Regions from separate parts of the Homo sapiens genome. Here region 2 is linked to region 1. A link is an interaction called in ENCODE POLR2A ChIA-PET data of the cell type or tissue named here. Cell type or tissue: GM12878. All regions are shown on one strand.

Region 1 (8,000 bases):
CAACAACAACAAAAATTTGTGGAAAGATTCCTGGGCTTGAAGTTGATTAGGTTAAATAACCCCTAGCCTTTTAACCTTTCTTTATAAATCGTTTCCTGTTTCCTTAGATCATTTCTTTGTGTCTTTTTGGCACCTTGGTCTTAATTTTGCCCTGTTCTGCCCTGCCTTCCCCTCCCCTCCCCTTCCTCCCCCTCCCCTCCCTTTCCTTTTCCTTCCCCTTCCTCTCCCCTCCCCTTCCTCTCCCTTCCCCTCCCCTCCCTTCTTTTTTCTCCCCTCCTTCCCTCCCTCCCTCCCTCCCTCCCTTCCTTCCTTCCTTCCTTCTTTCCTTCTCCCTCTCTCTCTCTTTCTCTCTTTCTTTCTCTGTTTCCTTTCTGACTGGGTCTTGCTATGCTGCCTGGGCATTATTGTAGCTCACTCAAGCCTCAAACTACTGGGCTCAAGTAGTCCTCCCGCCTCAGCCTCCTAAGTAGCTGGGACTACAAATGTGTGCCAGCATGCCTGGCTTGGTTTTTCTTTTCCTTTTGCAGTCTGTGGTTGCAAAAGGAAAAGCCCTTCCCAAACTAGATCCAGCCTTCTGTTCAAGTTATGTTTCCCCCCATGAACCCTCTTCTCTAGACATCCACAACTCTTCAGTCTTCCTGAGCCCTTGTGTGTGTTCCACACCAGCATGGCATGCTCCTTCCCCTTCTCTGTCTGACATCATCTTTGTTATCCTTTCAGGCTGTGCTCAGATGTCCTCTTTCCTGTCCAGACACTTCCCACTTCTCTGCTGCGCTAATTGTTGTTTCACAGTATGTGCCTATGTGTGTTATTTTTAAACCTGTATTTTGGTATCTGGCACTCTCTCTGACACTTAGTAGATGCCCAGATATTTCTGAATAAGTGAAGGTTTGATCATGACTGAAAACTTACTACTTTCTCTCTTTCTGTTTCTACACGCATTCACATACACGCATATAAACACAAAAATTTTAGAATAATTCTATTGTATACCAATTAAAAAAGTAGTTTTGAGGAGAATTTTGAAAAGTTAAGATTTTTATGTGTCTCTTGTTTTCTCATTTATTGGTTGATCTTGTGCAAGCCACCTAGATTTTACCTTACCTTTTTTATTTGTGAAATGCAGGGATGGTATTTTTTGCCCCCCACCCCACATATTTTCAAATGCCTTAAAAATCTGCAAATGTAAAATGTAATTGCATTGTGTAGTTGTACTATTTATATTCAAAAGTTAAAGTATCAGCAGCTCATGGGGCCAATGTAGTATCTTCTGTGTATTTGAGGTGTAATTAGAGCAGGTTAGATTATACCTTTAATTCTAGAAGATAATCTTAGAAAATTATGCTGGTGTGAGGTATCATTCACACATCAGTATTAATTCTTCCTCCCTATTGTAAATTGCAAAGTATAAGCTTTGCAGATAGTGAATTATCCTGTCATCTCTGCATATTATAATTTGTGGGTAACCTTGGTTATTTTTAAATTTAAAAATGTGTTTTTTGGGTGAGGTGCGGTGACTCATGCCCGTAATCCCAATACTTCGGCAGGCCGAGGCAGGCGAATCACTTGAGGTCAGGAGTTCGAGACCAGCCTGGCCAACATGGTGAAACCCTGTCTCTACTAAAAATACAAAAATTAGCCGGGCGTGGTGACTTATGCCTGTAATCCCAGCTACTCGGGAGGCTGAGGCAGGAGAATCACTCGAACCCGGGAGGCGGATCTTGCAGCGAGCTGAAGCTGAAATTGCACCACTGCACTCCAGCCTGGGTGACAGAGCGAGACTTGGTCTCAAAAGAGAAAAGTAGTGTGTTTTTTTGAATAGATAATATATTCACATTGGATATTTTAGGCAAAGCCTCTGTCCTATCCCAGTATCTGTGTTTTATCCCCCCTGTGGAAGACAAACTGTTAGTAGGTCTTATTATATTCTATGTAATATATAATAGAAAATTTGTATGTATGTGTATTTACATGTATATTTTCCTTCCTTAACAAACAGAAATAGTAGCCTATTACATAGTATTCTTTAGTTTGCATTTTCAGTGAAAAAATATATCTTGGAGCTTGTATTAGGCTGTTCTTGCATTGCTATAAAGAAATACCTAAGGCTGGGTAATTTATAAAGAAAAGTGGTTTATTTTGGCTTACAGTTCTACAGGCTGTACAGGAAGCATGGTGCCAGTATCTGCTTCTGGCAAGGGCTTCAGGAAGCTTACAGTCACGGTGGAAGGCAAAGAGGGAGCAGGCATGTCACATGGCAAGAGCCAGGAGCAAGAGAGAGAGGGGGAGGTCCAAGATTCTTTTAAATAACCAGATCTCATGTGAACTAACTGAGCAAGAACTCACTTGTCACCAAGGGGATGGTAGTAAATCATTCATAAGGGATCTGCCTCCCGTAATTCATTCACCCCCTACCAGGCCTCATCTCCAACATTTAGAATCATATGTCAACATAAGATTTGGAGGGGACAAACATCCAAACCATTTCAGAACTCATTCTATAAAATATATAAACAGCTTTCTATTTTTTTTCTAGCTGCATAATATTCCATTGTGTGGATGAGCCATAATTTATCAATTTCCTATTATTTCTAATCTTTTACAATAGATAGTGTTTCAGTCCTTAATCTTATACATATAGGTGGCCATAAATTTTTAAGGTTCTTTGGCTATTTGGCCAACATGTGGAAGAAAGCCTTGAATTTTATAATAAGCAAATATAGGAGTTTTAACAGTGGAAGGATGCTGGACATTTTAAACAAGATTTCTTATCTGAGAATGTTCATATTGTCTAAATTGTCATCCACAGGGAGATATAGACAGAATAGATGCTGAAGCTAACCAATTTAATTTTTGAATCAATTTGATCATAAAATATATAAGTGCTAAGTTTTCCTTATTGTTGCCAGTGGATATAATAATTATTTTTATGTCAGAAAACGTAATTTTCTTCATTTGCTTTATTTCAAGTAGCAGAACTTTGCGGTGTGTAGTGAATACGAAGACTATACTTTGTACCGTTTATGTTTACAAAAAAAAAACCCCAACAAAATGAGAATCCATTTTAAGAAACAAGCTAATTAAAAACAAGACACTCAAATAGCCTCCTCCTCCAAAATGAACCTCAGGGAATCTTCTGAGACAGAAAACCATCTGTGTCTTTGGGACTTAAAGGCAAGAATGGGCCAGGCGTGGTGGCTCATGCCCGTAATCCCAGCACTTTGGGAGGCTGAGGCAGGTACATCGCTTGAGGTCAGGAGTTGGAGACCAGCTTGGCCAACAAAGTGTAACCCTGTCTCTAACTAAAAATACAAAAAAAATTAGCTGGGCTTGGTGACACATGCCTATAGTCCCAGCTACGCAGGAGGCTGAGGCAGGAGAATTGCTTGAACCTGGAAGCAGAGGTAGCATTGAGCCAAGATCGCACTACTGCACTCCAGCCTGGACAACAGAGTGAGACTCCGTCTCAATCAATCAATCACTCAATCAATCAGTAAAATGCAGGGAATGACTTTGGGTGAGACAGTTTGGGTCTTCAGTTTCCATTATTTAAATTTCTACTTGTCTCTGCCTTCTCTTTAATTAGAGGTTTATTGGAATCTAAAGGCACTTTGGGAACTGAGACACACCATGATTGCTTATCTTTGCTTTAGAAAAATGATTCTAAAATTTTATCTTTCCATCTTGCCTATTTATCTTCTAGCCTACTATCCTTCAGGAACTGAGAAAGAGAGAGGGGGGTGGATAGAAAAAGCCAATAGTGAGAAACAGCCTTCTATAGAATAGATGTTTAGAGAATGTAGCTTATTGAATTTTTTCAGCATTTAGAGCAGATTTTGAAAGCGTGAAAGAAAGATGGAAGGAAAAGTAGATGTGCCCATCTCTTCCAGCCTTATAACTTGCTCCTTCATCCTTTGTAAGTCTAGTCTATAAAATTCCTTTGGAACACGTATGGAAGCCCGCCTCCCACCTGAATCCAAGCCCACAATTTGAGAAACAGTGGCTTAGAGCGGGTTACATTGTATAGTCTAACTTTGAAAAAGACTTGACATTTGCAATGATCTGGTTGTCTAAACTTCAGGGAGTGGCTGGGAAAGGGTCTGGCTGTGCTTGAGAGACTGTTCTCTTCAAAGGAATAGTTTCATGTCCTAGAGTGTTCTCTGTTCAAAGCTGAGGCAACATGAAACAATTGTAAACTCGTTTTTATAGCTTCTGTAAACAAAGAAATGGATTTAAGAGCTCTAAAATGTTCTTTTCATCAGTAAGGAAATTTGAAAAAAAATTATTCCCTAGGGAGGGTGAAGGAAAGAAGGGGACCACAAAAGAAACACAGTAAGGAAATCATTATCACCAGTCGAATGTGAATTTTGAAATGAAATGAAACTGAAAATAAAGTGAAAGATATATAGCAGCATATAGTTTTGTACACCTTTCAGGAATTGTTTTGAGTTTAGATTGTTTTTGGTTTTGTTTGTTTTTGTCTTTACATTGACTGTATCCTGGAATAGAGTCCCAAACCATTTTTCTTTCCTTAGAATTTTTTTCCCCTTAACTGTGCTGGCTTCTAGAAGGCTCATGCAACCATTGTTACAGTTGCTTAGTAACAGGATTGTGAATAAAAAATCTTGCTCTCCTGCGGAACCAGGTATTCAGTTTTGATACTGAGGTGTCATGACAGCCTGTAATTTCAGCTCAACTGCTTCCCCCATTTCTTGTCTTAATGTGCTTGGTAAGAAGGTTATACTCTGGATAAACCAGGCTAGCACTTGATTTGTATGCCTTTTGTGCTCTCAGACAGGGAAGGGACCTGCATTCGAGGTATTTGGGAATATAAAGTGTATTAAAGTGTATTTTCTGAGACTTCTAAAGTCTACCTTTTAATGAAATTTAGCATAGGATATTAAAAATTCTTGTAGTGGGTCCTAAGTAAAGCTGTTGGATTCAGTGAGTCTTTGATCATGGGCTGATGAAGGTTCAGTGGTTAAAAATGATTCTGAGAATCATTTGGAGTTAAGATTTAGGATGATTTATGGAGAAAATTCTTGTCTCTCAGGGTCTTCTCTTTTATTGATGACCCTGTTCCTTGGGAAACTTAATTGCTTTGTTATGTAGGAAATGGCTAGCAACTGTATTCATATCTTGTTACATTATTGAAGCTTTTCTGTATTATTTAGCTTCTTTCTCTTTATTTTATTTGGCAGGAGAAGAAGAACCAAGGAAGGATGCCTTTATGAGGTTTCCTCCAAGGTTTAGGGAAGACAGCACATTTTAATCTGCAGCTGGGGTGTCAGAGCATTACTATCTGAATTTGATGTGGTTTCAAGGTTTATATTTATATTGATATTATGGCTTATTTAACTTTTAGTAGAGAGTGACAGAGTTGCTAGTCCATGTCTGTTTCCCATCTTGTCTTTTAAATATTCCTTTTAAGCTTATTAGCTTGTTTCTAGATGTTCTCCTTCCTTTTGTTCCCCAATCCTTTTTTTTCCCCCTTGAAAATCCCAGAATTTCTCTCAACTTTCAGTTCCTAATCAGAAAAGTGGTTCCAGCCACTTTTCTGATCTAGCACATTCTGCCCTATTTCTTTTTAAGTTAGTTGATCTGGTTGAAGGCTTTGTCACAAAATCTTCCATTGTAGAGTCATGTATTTATGCTAAGATGTTTCTAGGTGATTTAAGAACAGTGGCTACTGAACACATGTTACTTTTATAATGGAAAAATGCTTCAGAAGAAATCAGGCCATTTTTGGTACATGGAAGACAAATGAGTGCACAGAACTTTGTTAGGCAAAAGCTCAGTAACATTACATCTCTTAGATTTTATTTTAAAGAAGCATTTTTTTGGTCATTCATTTAAGCATGGATTTCTCAGAACTGTTTATTTTGTCCGTGTCTTCTTGTCTCTGTTTATCTCTTTCATATAGTTTTATAGTTTTCTCATATAGTTTTATAATGAATTTAGACAATGATTTGATTATTTTTCTAGTGTTTATCATTCTCTTGTTTGCTGATGACTTACTATGCTTAAGACTGATGAATTATCTTGTTCAGGGGTCTGAAATCCTTTCCAGTTAAAAAGGGACTTGGCCACATTTGTTCCCATGACACCTAGGGATGCATCCCTCTTGGGATGTTATGTCATTCTCTTCAACCCAAACCCAAACCCTTTTAATTCTACCCCTGGTCAAATATGGGTACAGTCTTGTACCTCATGTTTGGTATATTTTGAAAGCAAAGAATCAAGCATTATTTGTAGTCTTTGAAAAAGAGACCCAGCATACGTGAGCAGTGTTTAGTGTTGTAATGAAATAATTCCCAAAGGGAATCTGATACATGTTATTCATATACACAGTAGTAATTATGCCATATTAACCTAGCAAAAACAGTCTGCCTGAGTGTTTTCTAGTTAGTGTAGTTGGTAGAGCTTGACTAAAAATTAAAAAAAAATTTTTTTTGAATCTTCAACGTCATAATTGACCCATACTCCCTCTCATTATAGGCTAACTATCCCCTGTCTGAAATGCTTGGGACCAGAAGTGTTTCAGATTTTATGTTTTTTGGATTTTGGGATATTTGCATATATATAAAGAGATATCTTGGATAGACCCAAGTCTAAACACAAAATTCATTTATATTTCATGTACACCTTATACAGATAGCCTGAAGGTAATTTTGTACAATATTTTAAATAACTTTGTGCATGAAACAAAGTTTTAACTGTATTTTGTCTGTAGCCTGTCACATGGCTTCAGGTGTGGAATTTTCAACTTGTGGTGTCACATCAGTGCTCACAAAATTTAGGATTTTGGAGCATTTAGGATTTTGGATTTGTTGATTAGGGATACTTAGTCTGTATGAGAGGTGGGTCTTGGCTCTTATGCCTAGTGAAAATTGTGGCACCTTTTTGCATTGTCTCTTGCTACTGTGCTTGTGGCTTAGTTTTGAAGTTTCCTTTGCTCTCTTTAAGGGTTCTTGAGTAAATTCATCTTTTCCTGGCACCTGCCCAAGAAAGGACTTATTCCAGCTGATCTTTATTGTAGACTTTTGGCAGCAGTTTCCTGTGTGGATTAGGTCTCTTTGGGCTACCAGTTACAGAAATCCACTTGAACTAGTATGAGCAAAAATGGATTAATTTTTTTGATAAAGGAGTATGTATCTCATAGGACCCAAGAATAAATATGCACCTAGGCCTCAGAAACAAATGGGATATAAACTGTGTGTTTTGTTCTTCTTTCTTCCTGCAGACTTTCTCTGCCTCCTAGTTCACAGGGCACCACCTGCCCCTGGCTTAACATCTCTTGTATATGAGGCAGCCAGACTGAGATTGGAATTTCCTGGCCACAATTACAGATTTCCAATGGTGGGACCTGGAGCTGGATCAGTCAGCTCTGCCAAGTGTTAGTTTTCTAGGGCTACTCTAACACAAGATGATAAACTTGGTGGCTTAAGACAACAGAAATTTATTATTTCATGATTTCATGATGCCTTGCAGCCAAAAACCAAGGTGTCAGCAGGACTGATTCCTTCTGGAGGCTCTGTGGGGGAATCTGTTCTATGCCTTTCTACTAGCTTCTGGTGGTTGATGGAAACCTTTGACATTCCTTGCCTTGTGGCCTTGTAACTTCAGTCTCTGCCTCTGTATGCTCATGGCTGACTTACCTGTATATCTCTTTGTCTCCAATACAGTATCCCTGTACTTTCTCTATAAGGATACCGGTTATTGGATTTACGACCCACCTAGGATGATCTCATCCCAAGATACTTAATTTAATTATATCTACAAAGACCCTATTTCCATATAAGGTCACATTCATAGGTACTGGGGGTTGGGATTTAGATGTATCTTTTGGGGGGACACAATTTAACTTTCTGCTCACTGTGTCTTGATTGTGTGAGCATATGTGTGCTAGGATCACTTATACAGTAACCATATGAATGCAGAGGGTGTGGTAATTTCCAAAACAGAGAGGAGACTGGAATGCTATTCCTGAGGAGTCCTCT
Region 2 (8,000 bases), 520 kb before region 1:
GCCACTGCACCCAGCCAAAAGTATAATTTTTTTTAAACACGACCCTTCAGTTGAATTGCTGAATGCCTGCAGGATGAAAAGTCAGTAAAAGAATTCACAGCATTGCCACGTTCAAAATAACTTGTTGAATTCTTAATAAACACACTTTTTAAAAAACTGTATGAGAAAATGGGGAGTACACGCAAAGCATTTCTCCCTATTGAAGCATGATGGGTTTTTTTTCCTGGATGTCTTGAAGAAAAGTATCTGCATGATTGAATTGCAAGCTGAACTACTCAATCTTTTCATGGAATGCCATCTTTTATGTGAAAGAATGACTTACATAAAAACTAAGGTTAGGCCGGGCGCAATGGTTTACACCTGTAATCTCAGCACTTTGGGAGGCCGAGGCAGGCGGATTACAAGGTCAGGAGATCGAGACCATCCTGGTTAATACAGTGAAACACCGTCTCTACTAAAAATACAAAAAAAAATTAACCAGTCGTGGTGGCAGGCTCCTGTAGTCCTAGCTACTCAGGAGGCTGAGGCAGGAGATTGGTGTGAACCCAGGAGGCAGAGCTTGCAGTGAGCCAAGATCACACCACTGCACTCCAGGCTGGGTAACAGAGTGAGACTCCATCTAAAAAAAAAAAAAAAAAAAAAAAAACAAACAAAAAAACGTTTACCTCAGGTTATTCAGATTTAGGTATTTAGCAGATATTTTCTGGAAGATGACCGAAGTGAGACTGACATGTTAAAGAAAACAACTGACACTATTTGCTATCAGTTATGAAAGTTAAACTTTCAAGCACAAGCTAGAATTTTGGAAAACTCATCACCATGACCATGACAGCTTCTCAGTGCTTAAAGCCTCTTCTGATGAAGTCGACAATGATATTAATGAATTATCTGATTTTTATTGTTATTATATTTATACTGTATTTATATCATGACTTCATGTTTTATAATGAAATGCATCTGTGGTTCACTCGGTGAACCAATGTTTTCCAAATGACTAATACCTAATGTTACAAAATCATGTCTGGTTAATAAATCCATTCAGAGTATAAGATAGACCAATAAATTTTTATGTGACAGAGTATAAAAAGTTTATTGATTGGTTTTAGATTCCCCATTACAACTAACTTTTAAGAAACTACCACTTGTCAAGTTTTGGCATCATGTCAAAGAATATACACAATTATCTGAAAAGTCTATATTAAAATAATCTCCCCATTTTAACTACATAACTGTGTCAGGCTGGATTTTCTACATGTAGTTAAATCAAAAGAGCATATTACAGGAGAGTGAATGCAGAAGCAGATATGAGAATTCAACACCTATTAAGCCAGACGTAGAGACTTGCAAAAATGTAAAACAATGGCACTATTCTCATGAATTTTTTTGTGAAAGAAAAATAACGGTAAGATGCAGTAATTTTCCCAAAAAAAGTTACATTAATACATAATTGGTTTATTATTATTATATTATTATTATTTTGAGATGGTGTCTCGCTCTGTCGCCCAGGCTGGAGTGCAGTGGCACAATCTCGGCTCACTGCAACCTCTGCCTCCCAGGTTCAAGTGATTTTCCTGCCTCAGACTCCTGAGTAGCTGGGATTACAGGCTTGCACCCAGCTAATTTTTGTATTTTTAGTAGAGACGGGGTTTCACCATGTTGGTCATGCTGGTCTCGAACTCCTGCCTCATGATCTGCTCGCCTCAGCCTCCCAAAGTGCTGGGATTACAGGCGTGAGCCACTTCGCCTGGCCGCTTTATTACTTTTAATTAATAAATCTTTTTTAAATTTCTGTTTTAAGTTCTAACATAACAAAAACTGATGATATATAACCCTCATAAAAAAAAAACTAAGTTGGGGGGGGCGGTTACGGATCTTCATAATATTCCAATGAATAAAGAAGTCCTAAGGCCAAAGTATTTGAGAACTGTTGACTTATGCCATTATGCCATTATACTTACTCCATATTTACCCCCCTCACATGATTAAACTCCTTGAGGGTAAACACTGAATTTTCATTGAACCTGTAACCATCTTCAGTACCTAGTATTTAGTAAATACTGAGTAACATTCACTGAAGGAATAAATAGGAATGAATGAATGAATCTTTCAACTTTAGTACCTGAAATTTTCTTTCATTCTATAATGCAGACTTTAGTATCTGAAATTTTCTTGCATTCTGAAACAGCCAAGAAAAATTCCAGCAATTACAATGACCAGGTTGTAGAGAAAAACATAAAGGAAAGATCACAATTCTTTCACATGCCTTTTAAGCTTATCTATGGCTTACCCCTGTAGCCTCACGACCACTACTCCTTGCCTCATGCCTCATGATTCAGCAGCATCAGACTGCTACTAAATCACACTCTTGATCTTTGTCCTTAGTACTCAGAGTTCATTCACTCACACACTCTATACAGGTCTAATTCTGAACCTTTAAGATTAAAATTAGGCTAAGAAATGAGGCAACTCTATTCACTGTCTCCTGTAATACTCTATCCATATCTTTTTCATTGCACTGCAACAATTTGTCTATAATTATCTTTCTATATCTGTCTTCCTTTCTAGACTGTCTCACACCTTTTTGTATCCTTAGTACTATGCATAGAGTCTGACACTTAATGGGTGCTTTAAATGTTAGACTGAACTGAAATGCTTTATATCCATGATGTTAAATCTGAGGTATAAGTCACCCAGGGCCATTCAACTTCATTCACTTTCATTGAACACTTACATGTGTTAGCCACTACAATGGGCACTGGGGATAACAAATATTTATGTCAGTGAGCTTATGGTCCAGTGGGGGAGAGGGGGATCTATAAATGGCAGAAAATAATAAACAAGCTACATGCACAAGTTTCTACAGAGTTTGTGTTTATTTTTTACTTTAATAATTAAAGAGGAGAAGCACATTCCTTCAATATTTAGAACACCTATGTCTAGCAAGACACTTATTCAAGACACAAACAGAACCTCTGCCTTCAATGGACTTAAAGACTTGTAAAGGAGACAGGCATTAAACAAATATCACACAAGTAAGTATGTAAGTGTAAATGGTCAGCAAGATTGGGAAGGAAAAATAGTGATACATCATTATCAGGGAAGGAAAAGGGATCAGAAATGGTACCCCTTAGGAAATGTGTGCAGGTGGGTAGGCACATGTGGGTGTTAACCACAGGGAAAATGCTGAGACGAGCATTCCAAGCAGGTTAACGTGGCTGGGGTAGAAGTCTTCACAGGAAAGCAGGCATTTGCCAGCTTTACCAGGCTTGAAAACTGGAGAGAGCAAGGGCTAGAGGAATGGGAGAGGGGCTCGCATAGCACGGCGAAGGCTGAAGCAGCCCAGAGCTAAGCTTAAGTGCTTCATTTTCCTCTTCTGATATGCAGAACCATGATTCCGGGTGGTCTGTATTCATTGCACATAAGCCTCTAAAGATAAATGGAGACTGTTTCCTCAAGTAACTACTGCTAAGAGAAAAGTTTTCTTCAGATGTATTTCTCCATCAGTGCTTTTCCCATAGGGCACCTAAAACCTTGATTTATCATAAATGTTTCACCCAGCATACACATACAGTAATACAAATGTGGCATATTTAAATGCACCCCTCAGAGAAATTTGCTGGCAGTGCTCATGACCCATAAATAAAGGAAAAAATAGCCCAGCTATGGTTGTTTCCAGAACGAGTAGATAGACCCCCATCTAGGCTACTGCCCAGAAGCTGAAACATAACTCAAGAGAGTCATGACCGTGTTACGGGAAAACCCGTTCTGGAGCTGGGACCTACTCCTCCTTAATGGCTGCCTCCAGAAACAGGAGGAATATTAACAAAGCTCTGTAGATTTCTTCAGCTGGTTTGTTGGACATGGGGAGCAAGGAAGTGGATCTGGCCAGTCAGCAACGTGGATCTAGTTGAGTAACTAAGGTGCAGTGCCTCAGTTCAAACTACGGCTCAACTGCTTACTAGCTCTGTGATCCCAGTTAACTTATTTACCTTGTCACTCATATGCCCTCTCTGTAAAATGGAGACATAAGTAGTATCTGTTTCATAGACTGCTGTGAGCATTAAATGTGATGATGTAACTCAAGGCTTAGCAAAGCATTCATTAAATGTTACCTATTACTATTATGATTGCTCACACCAGTCAATCAGCCAAGAGCATTTCCAGGTCTCAAATCAGTCAGGCTTCAAGACCAGCTTAACTGACTGTTTTATTCCCATATGTAACTACTTGATTAGCATGTTAAGGACACAGTTTCTGTAATGAATCACCCTGTTTTTAGTCTTCTTGCAGATAACATTCATTTTATGAAATTCTAGCCAAACAGCCATGCAAGAAAACTACTTGGTTTTTTATTTCCCTTCCTTATTGCTCATAACCTCTGTGTCCTGTAAAAATATTCTAAGAAACCCCTCTCTATTAAAATCTGAAACACAGTGCTAAACAAGCTCTCTTCCCCGAATTTGCCAACTGCTTCCTTTACTACTCTGAACAGACACTGCAGTTTTGAGAATAGCAGTTCTCTCATCCTGTCACTCACCAACACCCCCAGACTGGGGGCTCTTGAATCCCCATTCAGACCTGAGAGCTTTCACAAGTCCTCATTTAACATCCAGCAACGCCTTGAAACCAAACGCCAGCCACACTCACCCTAAGACTGGGTAAAGCATGAAGTAATCACAGACTTTGATATTTTTCCGACCACAAACCCCCTCAAAGTCAAATGTGTCCATGAAAGAAAAGTGGCTCTTTCTTACCTAATCCACAGTGGAACAGGAATCAATAGAAACCACATCAAGATTGTGCTTGGTAAAAAATAAGAAAGACTTTCAAAAGTATACATTTGGTTTAAGTACGCCTGAAATATGAAATAACTAGAATAACACCATCCTTCTTGACCTTGATCATAAGGCCTTTCATAGGTATCTCTCAATACCTCAAGTGAAAGAAAGTAGTTAGAACCTTGAAACACTTTTTAAAACCTGCAGACAGCTTAATTGAAGGGGTCTTGTGAAGAGTTCATTGTCAGGGGTTTCTAGCAAGTGTTATTTCTTCCTGAATTCCACGAACCAAGTTCTCTGAAGTTTACATTCACACAGGATGAACAAGCCCACTGTGGTGGGCTTTAAAAGGGATAAAAGACCTGCTGTGGTTTTCTTTGGGGGACAGGTTTAACACCCGCACCTACACACCCAGACCCAGCACCTGGCAGGATGGCAGAGAAGCAGGTGGCCTCCCAGAGTTACAGCTTAAACTAACATCACATACATTTAAAGCAAGTGCTGGTAACTAGAAAAGTAATTTCTGACAGTAAGCAAATGGCTCTTAAATAATAAAATAAAATGTGTCAGGTGGTAGAAAGCAGTGACAAAAGACAAACATTTGGCTAAATAGCATTTAAAGGGAGAAGAAAAGATGGACAAAATCATCATGCAGAAGGCAGAAGGTTTTGTTTTTGTTTTTTTTTGAGACAGATCTCGCTCTGTCGCCCAGGCTGGAGTGTAGTGGCGCGATCTCGGCTCACTGCAAGCTCCGCCTCCCGGGTTCACGCCATTCTCCTGCCTCAGCCTCCCGAGTAGCTGGGACTACAGGCGCCCGCCACAACGCCCGGCTTTTTTTTTTTTTTTTTTTTTTTTTTTTTTTTTTTTTTCTGTATTTTTAGTAGAGACGGGGTTTCACCGTATTAGCCAGGATGGTCTGGATCTCCTGACCTCATGATCCACTGGCCTCAGCCTCCCATAGTGCTGGGATTACAGGTGTGAGCCACCGCGCCCGGCCACAGAAGGTTCTTGTGCACGTGAACGGTGCCAAGGGATGGGGCTTGTAAGCAAGGAGAGGGGAGAGGAAGAGAAATTTGACATGTGATTATCATCACAATCCCACTGCTGTTGCTGCCCGCTTCAGGTCTACCTTAGTCTGAACAGTCAATATAAACCTTTTGGATCTAGACTGTGTTCCGGAATAGGCAGAACTTTAGGTTTTAGAAGGACAAGACTGCCTTTGGCATTAGAAAGAAGAGGAAAAAAGATCTTTTTATTATTGCCATTAAACATATATCAGATAAACAGCTGCTGGAGCTAATGGCAAAAAAAAAAGAGACAAAGTTTGAATAAGCATTTGCTATCCTGATTGGTGTTAGCACTAGTCTTTCCTATCTTCTGGAAAATATCTGTTTGTTTTTGTAATTATAAAAATAATACATGCTGGCCGGGCGCGGTGGCTCACACCTGTAATCCTAGCACTTTGAGAGGCCAAGGCAGGTGAATCACCTGAGGTCAGGAGTTCAAGACCAGCCTGATCAACATGAAGAAAAGCCATCTCTACTAAAAATACAAAATTAGCTGGGTATGGTGGCACATGCCTGTAATCCCAGCTACTAGGGCGGCTGAGGCAGGAGAATTGCTTGAACCCAGGAGGCAGAGGTTGCCGTGAGCTGAGATCACACCATTGCACTCCAGCCTGGGCAAGAAGAGCGAGACTCCATCTCAAAAAAGAATAATAACAATAATAATACATGTTAATTGCAAAACTTAGAGACTTGGAGTATTGAAATCAGCTAGACATGTATGTAAATCTATAGTAATTGTACTAAATATGGTTGCAAAAACAAAAACTGTCAAACATTATTCTTAAAAGATTAGAAATAAGGTGTAAAATAATAATTTTAGCAACAATAACAAGAATCTAGAACTAAACCCCCAATTTATATTTTCAAAAATTGTTAACGAGGAAAGGGAACATAAAAAATTATAAGGCTATTAAACTATATGTCTTAAATAAGGAGTCTCAAAATATTTGTGTTTGTGTTTGTTTTTTACTTTAATAATTAAAGAGGTATTGGTCAAAGAACAATTTTTTACTTAAAAAGAAATAAAATTAAGATAGAAAATGAACTTTCTAGAGCACTATAGAAGATAAAAGCCAATAAATTATAGTTTATATGTGTGGGGGAGGGACTGGAAATAACAAGGAAACCTAAAGAAAATAATTAATATATCAGAAATAAAATCAAATATCAATAAATGGGTTGAACTTCCCTATTACAAAAGAATTCAAAATAAATTTTAAACATTCAGTGATTGTCTATGACAAGTGATAAAAAGACACAAAAATATTAAATGCATCTTCCCAAAATAGATATCAAAATATTAATATCAGTAAAAAGGAAAATTCAAGACAATAGGCACAAGACAAAAAGTATAATTTCACAATAAGTGGTTCAATTTATAACAAAGATGTGAGTTAAGAAATTTTATATACCAAAAACTACCTGCTTCCAAATATACAAAGGAAAAAAAAATTTAAAATCCGAGATGAAAGTGACAGAAATAAAATAGGATTGGGGCCAGGCATGATGGCTTGTGCCTGTAATCCCAGCACTTTGGGAAGCCAAAGCGGACAGATCACTTGAGGTCAGGAGTTTGAGACCAGCCTGGCCAACATGGTAAAACCCCATCTCTACTAAAAATACAAAAATTAGCAGGGCGTGGTGGCACTCACCTGTAATCCCAGCTACTCGGGAGGCATATGTCCATCTATACTATGTATATATATTATAGAATTGGTAAATAAACCAGAACCCTCTCTGTTTTAGAAAGATCAATAACGCCAGGGATAAATAAGGAAATAAGAGAGCTGAAAGATAACAATAAGTATGAGTGATTTACTAACTATCTATAGATGTATCTCTGAAACATTGTAGCCTATGTATAATATTTTTGGTTCCCATGAAACAATAACAAAACAAGTATGTATATAAAATATGTGTAAATATACATATTTATAAAAATATATATGTATACTGAAATACAAATGTTTTCAAAAAACAGAAATTTTATCAATCTCATTGACCACACCGTTTAAAAAATTAATATCCTCAGCAATTCAATGCAGGAACAGAAAACCAAATACAACATGTTCTCACTTATAAGTGGGAGTTGAAAATGTGAACACATAGACACAGGGACGGGAACAACACATGCTGAGGCCTGACGGAGGGTGTG

What was found. ChIA-PET counts read pairs that join two places held together with the same protein. Peaks named below come from ENCODE experiments on the same cell type or tissue, not always from the same donor. Only the 100,000 strongest peaks of a DNase experiment are listed, where the experiment ranks them.
Region 2: POLR2A ChIA-PET joins it to region 1 with 6 read pairs; 1 of 35 experiments calls an interaction of 5 or more read pairs at or near these places.

Annotation. Positions count from the first base shown.
Region 1 is chr9:20,721,704-20,729,703 of GRCh38, forward strand. All of the region lies in intron 4 of FOCAD (focadhesin), which reads left to right. Among named protein-coding and RNA genes, the nearest start is that of MIR491, 9.6 kb to the left of the region's middle. In GM12878, no CTCF peak of the experiment used is centred here; a DNase peak (open chromatin) is centred at 4,210; H3K4me3 peaks cover 631 bases.
Region 2 is chr9:20,205,029-20,213,028 of GRCh38, forward strand. It overlaps a transcript of SLC24A2 not described here. Among named protein-coding and RNA genes, the nearest start is that of MIR4473, 200 kb to the right of the region's middle. In GM12878, no CTCF peak of the experiment used is centred here; DNase peaks (open chromatin) are centred at 4,029 and 4,613.